Linked DNA regions of Homo sapiens: regions 2, 3 and 4 are each linked to region 1. Evidence: chromatin contacts called from ENCODE Hi-C or POLR2A ChIA-PET data. All regions are on one chromosome and are shown on one strand. The core of a region is the stretch at or near the end of the contact, and the rest is flanking DNA. Distances in the headings are between cores, read along the strand shown. Region 1 holds the start of ZBTB12 (zinc finger and BTB domain containing 12). Region 2 holds the start of LY6G5C (lymphocyte antigen 6 family member G5C). Region 3 holds the start of TNXB (tenascin XB). Region 4 holds the start of CYP21A2 (cytochrome P450 family 21 subfamily A member 2).

Region 1 (2,659 bases), core at 88-2,587:
CCTGACCTCAGGTGATCCACCTGCCTCGGCCTCCCACAGTGCTGGGATTACAGGCGTGAGCCACCACACCCTCCCTATTGCATGATTTTTATTTGCAAAACAAAACCCACAACATAATTCCTGCAACCAAGAAGTTTATAGTCTAATGGGGAAACCAGATATTGAACACATAATAAGAAACTTCATCAGAATTGAAATGTATGGAAAACGCACTAGTCTCCTGAAGGACGTAAAAAAGAAATCCAATTGGCAGGAAACAGTGGCATCTTCACGCGGACTTGGATAGGTGGGGAAGTGGGTGTAGGTACGAGGAAGTGGAAGGGAAGGCACCAGCCTTCAAGACGCTCCTAAGTGCTGTCGCTGAAGCTGTGGAGACTATAACTTAGTCTGAGAGAGACAAGAGAAAGAGAAGGCCCGGGCGCAGTGTTGAAGGGAAGTTTTGTTTAGAGCTGGACCTTGTCAGTCTGGAGGAGAGGTGAGGAATAAGGGGGACGGAGCGGTGGAAGATTAGAGTAGAATCATACTAACATAATAAATCACATCATTAAAATTAGTCCTAGGGTTAATTATATACTAAAGGTGAAATGGGCAAGGTCATCGATAGCACAAGCGGAGGGCGACTGCCTTGGCAAGAAGTTGGGATCAATCCTGAGAATGGAGGGGAGGGCGGGTGTGATTTTAAAGGACTGACATGGAGTGGAGGAAAGTTGAGGGCACTGGATCGTCTGGCTTTGTGGAAAGTGAAATCATATTTCAGGCCTGAAGGGCTGAGGCGGTTACTAGCTTTACAAGAGTTGGAAAAGCCTGGGAATGTGTCTGGAGCAACTGTGAGCACACTCAGCAGAGGAGGCAGGCGTGGGTAATAGCTACCAACAGCTCTGTTAGCCACGGGGCGGATGGGGCCCTGAGAGGTGCCACGGATGCACCCAGGGCAGCGCTCGGCACAGCTGGACCGGAGACGCACCACCCCTGGGAGCAGGTGGCAGCGCCCGCAGCCGAGAGAACGGGTGCGCGCGCGCGCTGCGGGATGCGGCGCGGGCGGGGCGCGGGGACGCGGAGCGAGTAGCGCCATGGGCAGCCGGGATTGGGGGGCGGGCCCGAGTGAGCGGGCCTCCGCGCGGCACTTGGCACGCACGCGCAAACTGGCCGCGGGGCTTGGAGGTACAGAGGAGGGGGAGCGAGAAAGAGGGGGGTGTGGAACGTATTTCCGCTCTGGCGGACAAATAATCCCGGCCAAAGAGGAGGCAAGGCCGTCCGGCCCTTTAACCGCGTGGGGGTGCTGGTGAAGAAAGGGGGGTCGGGAAGGGGGGATCCTGCTCCTTTAATTCCCTCCCCTCTTCCTCCTCCCCGAGTCCTAGCCGACGCCGCCGCCGCCGCGCGCGCGGGGCCTGGAACACACGGCACGAGCCGCCCCCGCCCCTCCCCCCTTACGCCCACGCGGAGCCGGCCCCGCGCGCGCGCGCGTCCCGTGCATCCCCGCGCCTGCGCGCTGCCCAGGCCCTGCCCGTGTGTGGGGGTCGCTGCCGGCCCCGGGGGGGGGTGGGGAAAATAAGGGATTAAAAAAACAGCGCGCGGAACCGGGCCAGGTGAGAGGAGCGTGCACTCAGGGTCGTGGGGCTGGGGGGGCGTGCCACGGAGCTCTGAGCGTGGGGGCAGGGCGTGCACGGTGCGTGCTGGCGGCGGGGGGGAGGACGTGAAAAGCGCGTGCAAACGTGTAAGGGGGGGGCGGAGGAATGAGGCAGCCGGTAAAGGGGGCGGGGTGAGAAGAGCCTGCAACCGGGGCCACCTTGGAGTCCAGAGCCCCAGGCCTCTGGCCCCCCTTTTTCTCCGTCCTTCCACCGTGGGCGCGCGGGCTCGCCCCATCCTAGCGGGCTGCTGGGCTGGGGGGTGTGGACGCCGCTGCCCCGCCCCCGAGAACCACGCCTCCCTCCTCTCAGAGGGACAGCACCTCCCCAGGGTTGGGGAAACTGAGGAAGAAATCTGAAGACCGGGAGATCGGATGCCGGGGGGCTGGGCAAGAATGGGGGCGAGGGTCCTGGAGCCTTGGCTTCGGAGAGCCAGAGACCTTTGTCTCTGACCGGTTTCCTTCCCAACCAGGGTTGCCCACCCCCGCCACAATGGCCTCTGGGGTGGAAGTCCTGCGCTTCCAGCTGCCCGGCCACGAGGCCGCAACGCTACGGAACATGAACCAGCTCCGGGCAGAGGAGCGGTTCTGCGACGTGACCATTGTGGCCGACAGCCTCAAGTTTCGAGGCCACAAGGTCATCTTGGCCGCCTGCTCACCCTTCCTGCGGGACCAGTTCCTGCTGAACCCCAGCTCGGAGCTGCAGGTCTCCCTGATGCACAGTGCACGCATCGTGGCCGACTTGCTCCTCTCCTGCTACACGGGCGCCTTGGAATTCGCTGTTAGGGACATCGTCAACTACCTTACAGCCGCCTCCTACCTGCAGATGGAGCACGTGGTGGAGAAATGCCGGAATGCCCTCAGCCAGTTCATTGAGCCCAAAATAGGCCTCAAAGAGGATGGGGTCAGTGAGGCTAGCCTTGTGAGCAGCATCAGCGCCACCAAGTCCCTCCTCCCTCCAGCCAGGACCCCAAAGCCAGCCCCGAAGCCCCCACCCCCACCTCCTCTACCCCCTCCACTCCTGCGGCCAGTGAA
Region 2 (2,659 bases), core at 84-2,583, 220 kb after region 1:
AATACAATTTATTTTGTGTTATTATTTCTTTAAGACAGAGTCTCACTCTGTCGCCCAGGCTGGAGTGCAGTGGTGCGATCTCGGCTCACTGCAACCTCTGCCTCCCAGGTTCAAGAGATTCTCCTGCCTCAGCCTCCCGAGTAGCCAGGACTACAGGCGTGCGCCACCACACCTGGCTAATGTTTTTGTATTTTTTGATAGAGACGGGGTTTCACCATGTTGCTCAGGCTGGTTGCGAACTCCTGACCTCGAATGATCCCCCACCTTGGCCTCCCAAAGTGCTGGGATTACAGGCATGAGCCGCCACGCCCGGCTAATTTTTGGTATTTGTAGTAGAAACGGGGTTTCACCATGTTAGCCAGGCTGGGTGCGAACTCCTGACCTCAGGTAGTCCACCCGCCTTGGCCTCCCAAAGTGCTGGGATTACAGGCGTGAGCCACCGCAGTCCGGCCCTAATATAGTTTTTAAATTCATTCATTCCAAGGCTTTTGGGAGGCGCTCAGTGGCGTGCAGTTTCCTCTCGAATTTCTTTCTTCCCGCAGTCTTTCTGGGCGGGCGTCTCCCGTCTGTTTCTTCCCATCTTCCCCCTTATCATCCTGGGACTGGATAATTCTTGAATAGTCTGGGAGGTAGCAGGGAACCCGAGTTCGGAGCCTCGACCAGAACCTCCAGACGGGAAATTGGAGCAGGTGGTGTCGTTCCAGGACGCTGAGGACCACCTCCTCCCCTAACGCACAGCCCAACGATCCTAAAAGTAAAAACCCTGAGTTTCTGAGTCAAGACTGAGCTGGTGGGGTGGGGACCGAGTAGGCGTGGATGGGGAGCCCAGCGGGTCCCCAGCGGAGAAAATGGGTGAGACGCCTGGGGCCGCGGTCTCCAGAATTCGCCTGGGAGGGAGAGTGGCGCTACGGCGCCGCCTTCCTGGGGAGCCGCTTCGGGCTCCGGATGTCCGCTGGGGCCCGACGCTTGGGTCCCGACGCGCGGTTCGCACTTTCCAGGTTTCTTCCCCAGGGAACAGAGCTTGAGCGGGGGGCCACCCCCCCGTCCTACCGGAGTTCTGAGGTGCGGTCAGGCGCGGAGAGCGGACGCCCAGCGCCAGATTCTGTGGGCTCCGGAGTTCAGGCCCACTGAGCCGCAGCTGAGCACAGGCGGGGCAGGAAAAAGGATGAGGTGAGGGAAGGCGCTGGGTTCCTGGAACCCCAAGGGAGCACTGAGCTGAGTACGTATCGCTTGGGATCCAGGTGTCCTTGTTTTAGGATGTCTGACAGGTGTCCCCAGGGTATGAGAAGTGGGACTGGGCACCCCCTATTTGCTTTTTTTTTTTTTTTTTTGAGACAGACCACATGTTTCCTATCTTGGAAAATGGTACCACTTCCTTGTGCAAGCCTACCCCTGTTCCCTCACCCCTCGTTCAGTCCAACAGCAAATCTGTCCAGTCTTCTAACTGTATCTCAGGTTCATTAGCCCCGCTTCCTCGTCCCTGCTCGTCTTCTGCCGGACCAGTCCGCCATCTTGTGACCGGACTCGGGAATAGCGTCCTACTTCCCGGCGGCCTCCACTCTTGACCCAAATGCAATGTGCAGCCATGGCAATCTTTTATAAACAGAAATCCGATCAAGTTACTCCTCTGCCGAAATCCCTCTGGTCAGTGGTTTAACTGTCGAGGTGCTCCTGGCAGCACTCTGCCCTCCCCACATCATTGCTGGTGGACTTGTCTCCCCTACTAGACTGTGCCCTGTGAGGGTGGAGACTTTGTGCAGGGTTGTATCCCCAGCATCTGATGCAGTGATTCAATAAACATCTGTCCAATTAATAGGAAAGACAGTTCCTTTTCTCATTCCCCTATTGCTGGTCCCCTGCCCTCAAGCAGGATGTTATGCCCCAGAGTGGCTGTGGGTGCGAACATTCTGCCCCTCTGGCTGGTCTGGCACTGATTTCCACCCTGAGCTGGTGTTGCCTCTCTCCTTCCTCTTGGCCAACCTCTCTTCCACCAATATAAGCCCAAACTGGAGGCCAGCAGGCAGTCATGCGTTTTATGGCAGGCCCTGCAGGGAGCCAGAGTCTGGGTCCCCTGTGCTTCCACAGCAGCCCCCAAGCCCTCTACACGGTCCTCTTAATAGTGCTGGTCATGATGAGCTTGGTGTTTGGTAAGTGGCTCCAAGGGTTCAGAAGGGTCTCCTGGCCTGGATGGAGAAACCCACAGACACCAAGTGTCTGGGTACACCTGTCCAGGATGCTCAGGTAAACCCATGCAGGAGGAGAGATGGGACAGATGGGTTTGGTAGGGAATGCCTGCTCATGGACTGATGTGCAATCTGAAGATTTTTAAAAATTTATTATTATTATTATTTTTGAGATGGAGTCTCGCTCTGTATCCCAGGCCGGAGTGCAGTGGCGAGATCTCGGCTCACTGCAACCTCCACCTCCCGGGTTCAAGCGATTCTCATGCCTCAGCCTCCCGAATAACTGGGATTACAGGCATAAGCCACCAAGCCCAGCTAATTTTTGTATATTTAGTAGAGACGGGGTTTCACCATGTTGGCCAGGCTGGTCTCGAACTCCTGACCTCAGGTACCTGCCCGCCTTGGCCTCCCAAAGTGCTGGGATTACAGGCGTGAGCCACCGCACCCAGCCTCTGAAGGAGATTTCTAGTGACCAC
Region 3 (2,659 bases), core at 119-2,618, 210 kb before region 1:
ATCTGACCTGGTGTGCAGACACCTGGGCCGTCACCCATGTGGCAGAATCAAGCACATATGGGCTCCCTCACGTACCTTTCACCCGTGACTTGGCCAAGTTACACCTCAGTGGTGAGGTCTGTAGCAGGATAGAGAGACCCAGTCCTCACTGTGAAGCTGGGGGTAGTGGGTTCCCACTCAGCTGGGATATTTCTCCTCTGTAGCAAAGTCTCTTTTTCAGCTCCTTGTCAGGGCAGCACATGGGGAGATGAAGCTAGGGAAACACCCAACAGACTTATGTGGGGTGTGTCTGTCTCCCTGTCCCCCCTGTCCTCTGGCTGTCAGTCTTCTGCCTGGGACCAGAGACAGCGTGTCCGTTTCCTCCAGCCCCTACCTCTCCCCGCCTCTGTTCCTGCTCCCCCGCAGCACCCAGGCACCAGCCCCCCACCCTGCTTTCCACCACTTCACCCTCTATTCAGGTGACCCACCCTTATATTTGCCTCCTGTCTCTAGCCCTTTCTTCAACCCTAAACCTTCCTCCTAACCTTCAGGCTTTCCTTCCTTGTCCGCCCCAACCCCAGCTTCCTCCCCAAGGCTTGTATGTCCCAGTGTTCACCCAAGCCCTTGCCCTGCCAGTGCCCAAGCCTCACCTGCTCTTTCTCTAGGGACTTGCTGAGGTAGGAGAATGCAAAGGGGGCAGTGACAGGAGAGGGACTGAACAGAACAGACAGCAGGAGTGGCTCGGGGACGGGATAAGCCGAGAAGATAGAAATGGTGGGACTGGAGCAGGGTGGGGACTTGGGGTCCCAGAGACGGTCCCAGTTGGAGAAAGAGGTTGCCTCTTGCCTCCTGCCCTCTGCCCCTGCTCCCTGCCCCAGACTGCCAGGGGAGAACTGGTGAGAGGATGAGGGAGCCAGCACTGGGTGATAGACATGGGGTGCGATCCAGAGATCCAAGCTAGAGCAGTGGCTGGGAAGAGATGGGAGAGGAGCATGGGGGAGGGAGGGGAAGGGGGCTGGCCATGAGGAAGGATATAGGCTGAGAGGAAACCACTGGGGTCAGAGAGGAGGGGCAGCAGGTGGAGAAATGGTGGGGAAAAAAGAAATGGCAGGAAGGGTGGGGGGTGTCAAGTTGGGCAAAAATTAGGGTGAGCTAAAAATGGCATAGGGAAAGGACGTGGGAGGTAAGACCGGGGCTGGGGGTTGAGATGAGGGTATGGTGAGACAGTGATGCTAGACAGGGAGTGGGGGCTGGGGTGGGGGCAGGAGAAGAGGAGGGGTGGCATGTGGGAGGGCCTGGGAGGGGTGGGAGGACCTGCCCTATCTCCGCTCCCCTCCCTGACCTCATCCTGGTCCTCCCCTTCTCCTCCCCTGCTCGCTGCAGACTCCCTCCTCACTGTCGCTGCCGAGATCCACAGTCGGTTGTGGCTCAGCCCCTGTTGCAGGGGACAAGTGAGGGAGACTTCCCTGTCCTGCCCTGAGACGCCGCCCTCCCGGGGTTGGGGACAGAGCAGGTGCAGAGGCACTGCAGCTGCTCGGTTGCCCAGGTAAGGAACAGAGTTCTGGGGAGACCCAGAAGGAGAGGCAAGGGATTTCTCGCCTATCCCCATGCCCCAGGTGAAGGTGTGGCAGGTGAGCTCTCAGCAGTGCTTCCAGAGCAAGGACTTCTGTTCAGGACAGAGGACATAGGAGCATTCGCTGGGAACCAGGCTCCCTGTGAAGGAGTGTCTGGGAGGAGAGGGTGGTATGTGTGTGTTGGGGTGGGCAGTATGTGTCAGGGTTTGGATGGGATGCAGACAACTGAGAGGGGCTGGGAACAAACCGAGGGACTCCGGGAGTCAGATGGTGGAACCAGGGTAGAGGTGGTTATTGGTGAGGTGAGCCCCTGGGCCCTGGAGGTGCTGGGGCTAGCGGGAAGATAGGACTAGGCTGAACTGGTGGCCAGCTGAACCTTGGAAGGAAAGTGCTTGCGGAATCCCAAATGTCGGGCTAGAGCAGCTGAGCCCAGGCTCTGGGGGCTCCAGGCTCCAGGAGGTGCCAGAGGGTGCTTCTTTGGGCATCCAAATGGGGACTCCCTAGGTGGCAGCGTGAGAGTTGCAGGGAGGGAGGTCTGGGAGATCTCTTTAGGAAATACTGAAATGGGACAGTCAGGACTCGGGTCTGGGACGTGCACAGAGCCTGCAGAGAGGATCCTAAAACTTGTTCTTGGCCAGAGCTCTGCACTCATGACTCACGGTTCAGCAGGGCTGGGATGGCTGAGAGATGCCTCTGGGGGCACAGGGGCTCCGTCTTCACTCTGTGCCCCTTCCAGGCTCCCCTTGCCTCTGTCTGTCTGAACCCGCACTCTCCCTCACCTCGCCGCCCCCGCCCCCCACCACCAGTACACGTGACACGCCCCGGGTGGGAAGGGCGGGCCCCTTATCTCGCCTGGAAAGAATTTAATGGCATAGAAACAACTGGAAGTGGAACTGAGAGGAACTACTGGGAAGCAACTCGGAAACACCACAGCTGCTGCCTGCCCTGCCCCTGCTTCCCGCATCTCCAGCCCCTCCTCTTTTCCCTGACCCTGCCTTCAAGTCCCTGGGGACCCAGCACCTCAATTCCTCAAACTTCCTTTGCTCACTCCAGACCTAGCCACTAGGTGCAGGACCAGAAACTGCCTTCCTGTCTCTCATTGCACC
Region 4 (2,659 bases), core at 1-2,500, 140 kb before region 1:
AGGCTCCAGGTCCTCACCCTGAGAAAGGGAATCACGTCCACAATTTGGATGGACCAGTGGCTCCAGGTTTTTAACACCTCCTGGATACATTTGTAATAGGCAGGCATTAAGTTGTCGTCCTGCCAGAAAAGGAGGGAGTACTTTCAGTTCAGGACAAGGAGAGGCTCAGGGAGGGGCTGGGGGTGGGCCTGAGGGGCTGTGAGGCACCTTGATCTTGTCTCCGAAGGTGAGGTAACAGATGATGCTGCAGGTGAGGAGAGAGAATTCCTCCTCAATGGCCACAGGGGTGCCGGGCTGGGCTCTCATGCGCTGTGGAGAAACAGTGTGAGTTCAGCAGGCCGCTGTGCAGCGGGCAGGGCGGGGGCTACTGTGAGAGGCGAGGCTGACCCGAGGTGGCCTCAGGAGCCCAGCCTTACCTCACAGAACTCCTGGGTCAGCTGCTCCACCACTGGCTCCATGGAGTCACGGATGCCCAGCAGCAGGGCTGAGCGGGTGAGCTTCTTGTGGGCTTTCCAGAGCAGGGAGTAGTCTCCCAAGGACAGGTCCGGGTAGTTCCTAGACACCAGCTTGTCTGCAGGAGGAGGTGGGGGCTGGAGGGTGGGAACTGATGAAGGCAGCTGAGGGCCTGACCTTCTTCGGCCTCCCCAACCCCTGCTTTCTCCCCACCAGATATGCCCCCCCAAGAGCTTCCAGGGACCTGGATTGGGGATGCCCCAAAGGTGGCTCACACTTGAGGCTGAGGTGGGAGGATCATTTGAGACTAGGAATTTAAGACCAGCCTGGGCAGCATAGCAAGAACCCATCTCTTAAAAAAAAATTTTTTTAAGAAAGAAAAAATGCCCCCGGCCCTTACAGGTAAGTGGCTCAGGTCTGCCAGCAAAGTCTGCCCACTTTTTGACCATGGCTTCCTCAATGGTCCTCTTGGAGTTCAGCACCACCACATCTGGGAGACAGCCAAAGCAGCGTCAGCGGAGAGAGGACCCTCTCCGTCACCTCCGCCCCCTCCTATGGTGAGGGCCAGAGCGAGATCAGCCTCTCACCTTGCAGCCCAAGGTGGAGCCTGTAGATGGGCCCGAATTTCTGAGTCAGGCCAAGCAGATAGATGGGGAGGTCGGGCTGCAGCAGGTGCAAGAAGCCCGGGGCAAGAGGCGGGAGGTGGAGGCTCCGGAGCTTCCACCAGTTCCACAGCAGGCGGGCGCCAGCCAGCAGGGGCAGCAGCAGCAGCAGGCCCAGGAGCAGCATGGCGAGACGCCCGTCAGGGCCCTGAGGTGCCACTTATAGCTCAAGAGCCCCAGCCATCCCTCCTGCTGTGTAGACTGTTTTGGGGCCTCCCTTGACCCCACCTTCAGGTACCCTCCCACCGACCCGCCCACAGAGTGGCCCTTTTCTGGAATGACACCAGTCTCATTGGCCTTGGGACGTCCGTATTTCAAAAAAATTGATCACCCATCAAGAAGCAAGGAAGGGAAATGCAACCCTGACCTTTTTCCTGCATCCAGAGTCAGCTTTCTGGTTCCACATCAACTGTGCAGGCAATAGTGTCCGCCCCCACCTGGGCCCTCTCCCTCTGCCACCCCACCGTGGGCCAGTTTACTGGCATGATGTTTGTCTCAGAGAGAAAATGGCAGTCCCTGCCTAATAGGCCTTCCTGAATCGCCTGAAGAACAAAATGTGATTTGTGTGGGTTGTTTGTTAGTTTAAGCTACAGATAGAGTAATACAGTTTAAGCCTGGTTTGCCTGGGGCATTCCAGTATATACAGGTATCCCAGTGTGATTGTTATTAGTGCCTCCTTTCACTCACAAAAGTGCCCAGAAGACAAAGGAGGAAGTGGTTTCCCGCTGCGGAGTAATAGCATGTACCAGACACTGCTCTAAGTGCTTTGTGGGCACTCACTCAACTCTTCACAGCCATGCTCTATATGCAACACGGGTATTGTTCGCATGTTGTGGAGGGCAGGATTCCAGCCTGGAAATCTAGCTGTCGAATATGTACCTTTAGCCACCAGGAGCACCTTTCTTTGGTTGAAAGGAAAACAGCCCACCTTGAGCTGGTTTGAGATAAAAAATAAGAATTGGGGAATTTCACAGAACTCAGGAAAAAGAAGCAGAGGAGGGGACCCCACTGGTCTTAGAAAGTCAAGGATAGGGAACAGAAAAAGCCCCGGAGACGGGCGGTTTCCTCGCTCTGTTCCTCTCTCCTCTTTCTTCTCTCTGCAGTCAAGTTTCTTGTGTTTCCAGGCACAGGCAGAACATGACTGCCCTCAGGACTACAGTCCACAGGTTCTACTCCAGCCAGGGAAAGTATGGATTCCCAGCACAACTGGGCATGCCCCCCTCAAAGTCCAAAGTCCCCAGGAAGGGGCTGGATAGCCACAGCTGGATCAGGATCAAGGGTCCAGCCCTATTTGGGGAACTGAAGCCATAAGGGGTGGGGGTCCCACTGGACTGACACTCAGAGACCACTTTTGTGGGTAAGGAGGCAGTTTGGGGATTTGGGAAGAGGCCATGCCAAAGAGGAGTGGCCGGGTTCAGTGAGAGGCCAGGGCCTCCTGGATGGTACCTGAGAGGTCAGAGGCGACCCAGCCCCATACCTTCCCCCCCATTTCTGGCTCTGTGCCAGACCCTCGGACCAGTGGGGGTCTCTCTCCCCTCAGAGCT

Evidence for each region. A loop is a pair of places that touch in the nucleus more often than their neighbours do. ChIA-PET counts read pairs that join two places held with the same protein, here RNA polymerase II (POLR2A). Pooled maps may share reads with other maps.
Region 2: a loop to region 1 is called in a map of PC-9, with 4 times the contacts of the local background. The contact joins the promoter of LY6G5C here to the promoter of ZBTB12 in region 1. A Hi-C loop is called at or near these places in 5 of 168 maps with a recorded cell type or tissue (OCI-LY7, PC-9, aorta and 2 more), 1 of 37 single-sample maps with no recorded cell type and 9 of 50 pooled maps. POLR2A ChIA-PET finds 5 or more read pairs at or near these places in 4 of 52 experiments (CD8-positive, alpha-beta memory T cell, GM12878, MCF 10A and 1 more).
Region 3: a map of PC-3 shows a loop between it and region 1 (3-fold over the local background). The contact joins the promoter of TNXB here to the promoter of ZBTB12 in region 1. A Hi-C loop is called at or near these places in 6 of 168 maps with a recorded cell type or tissue (Caco-2, IMR-90, K562 and 3 more) and 13 of 50 pooled maps. POLR2A ChIA-PET finds 5 or more read pairs at or near these places in 3 of 52 experiments (PC-3, activated B cell and activated CD4-positive, alpha-beta T cell).
Region 4: a pooled map shows a loop between it and region 1 (2.1-fold over the local background). The contact joins the promoter of CYP21A2 here to the promoter of ZBTB12 in region 1. A Hi-C loop is called at or near these places in 1 of 50 pooled maps. POLR2A ChIA-PET finds 5 or more read pairs at or near these places in 3 of 52 experiments (PC-9, Panc1 and naive thymus-derived CD4-positive, alpha-beta T cell).

What each region holds. Positions count from the first base shown.
Region 1 is chr6:31,900,764-31,903,422 of GRCh38, reverse strand. ZBTB12 (zinc finger and BTB domain containing 12) reads left to right here and starts at 1,337. Exons shown (of 2, transcript NM_181842.3): 1 at 1,337-1,586; 2 at 2,098-2,659. The coding sequence starts at 2,118. It also overlaps a transcript of C2 not described here.
Region 2 is chr6:31,679,741-31,682,399 of GRCh38, reverse strand. It overlaps LY6G5C (lymphocyte antigen 6 family member G5C), which reads left to right and starts at 1,333. Exons shown (of 3, transcript NM_025262.4): 1 at 1,333-2,147. The coding sequence starts at 2,027. RefSeq lists a silencer at 2,080-2,287.
Region 3 is chr6:32,108,047-32,110,705 of GRCh38, reverse strand. TNXB (tenascin XB) reads left to right here and starts at 1,368. Exons shown (of 44, transcript NM_001365276.2): 1 at 1,368-1,525.
Region 4 is chr6:32,037,006-32,039,664 of GRCh38, reverse strand. It overlaps CYP21A2 (cytochrome P450 family 21 subfamily A member 2), which reads right to left and starts at 1,250. Exons shown (of 10, transcript NM_000500.9): 1 at 1,041-1,250; 2 at 854-943; 3 at 417-571; 4 at 208-309; 5 at 18-119. The coding sequence starts at 1,242. RefSeq lists an enhancer at 1,349-1,382 and promoters at 1,259-2,659, 1,227-2,659, 1,227-2,659.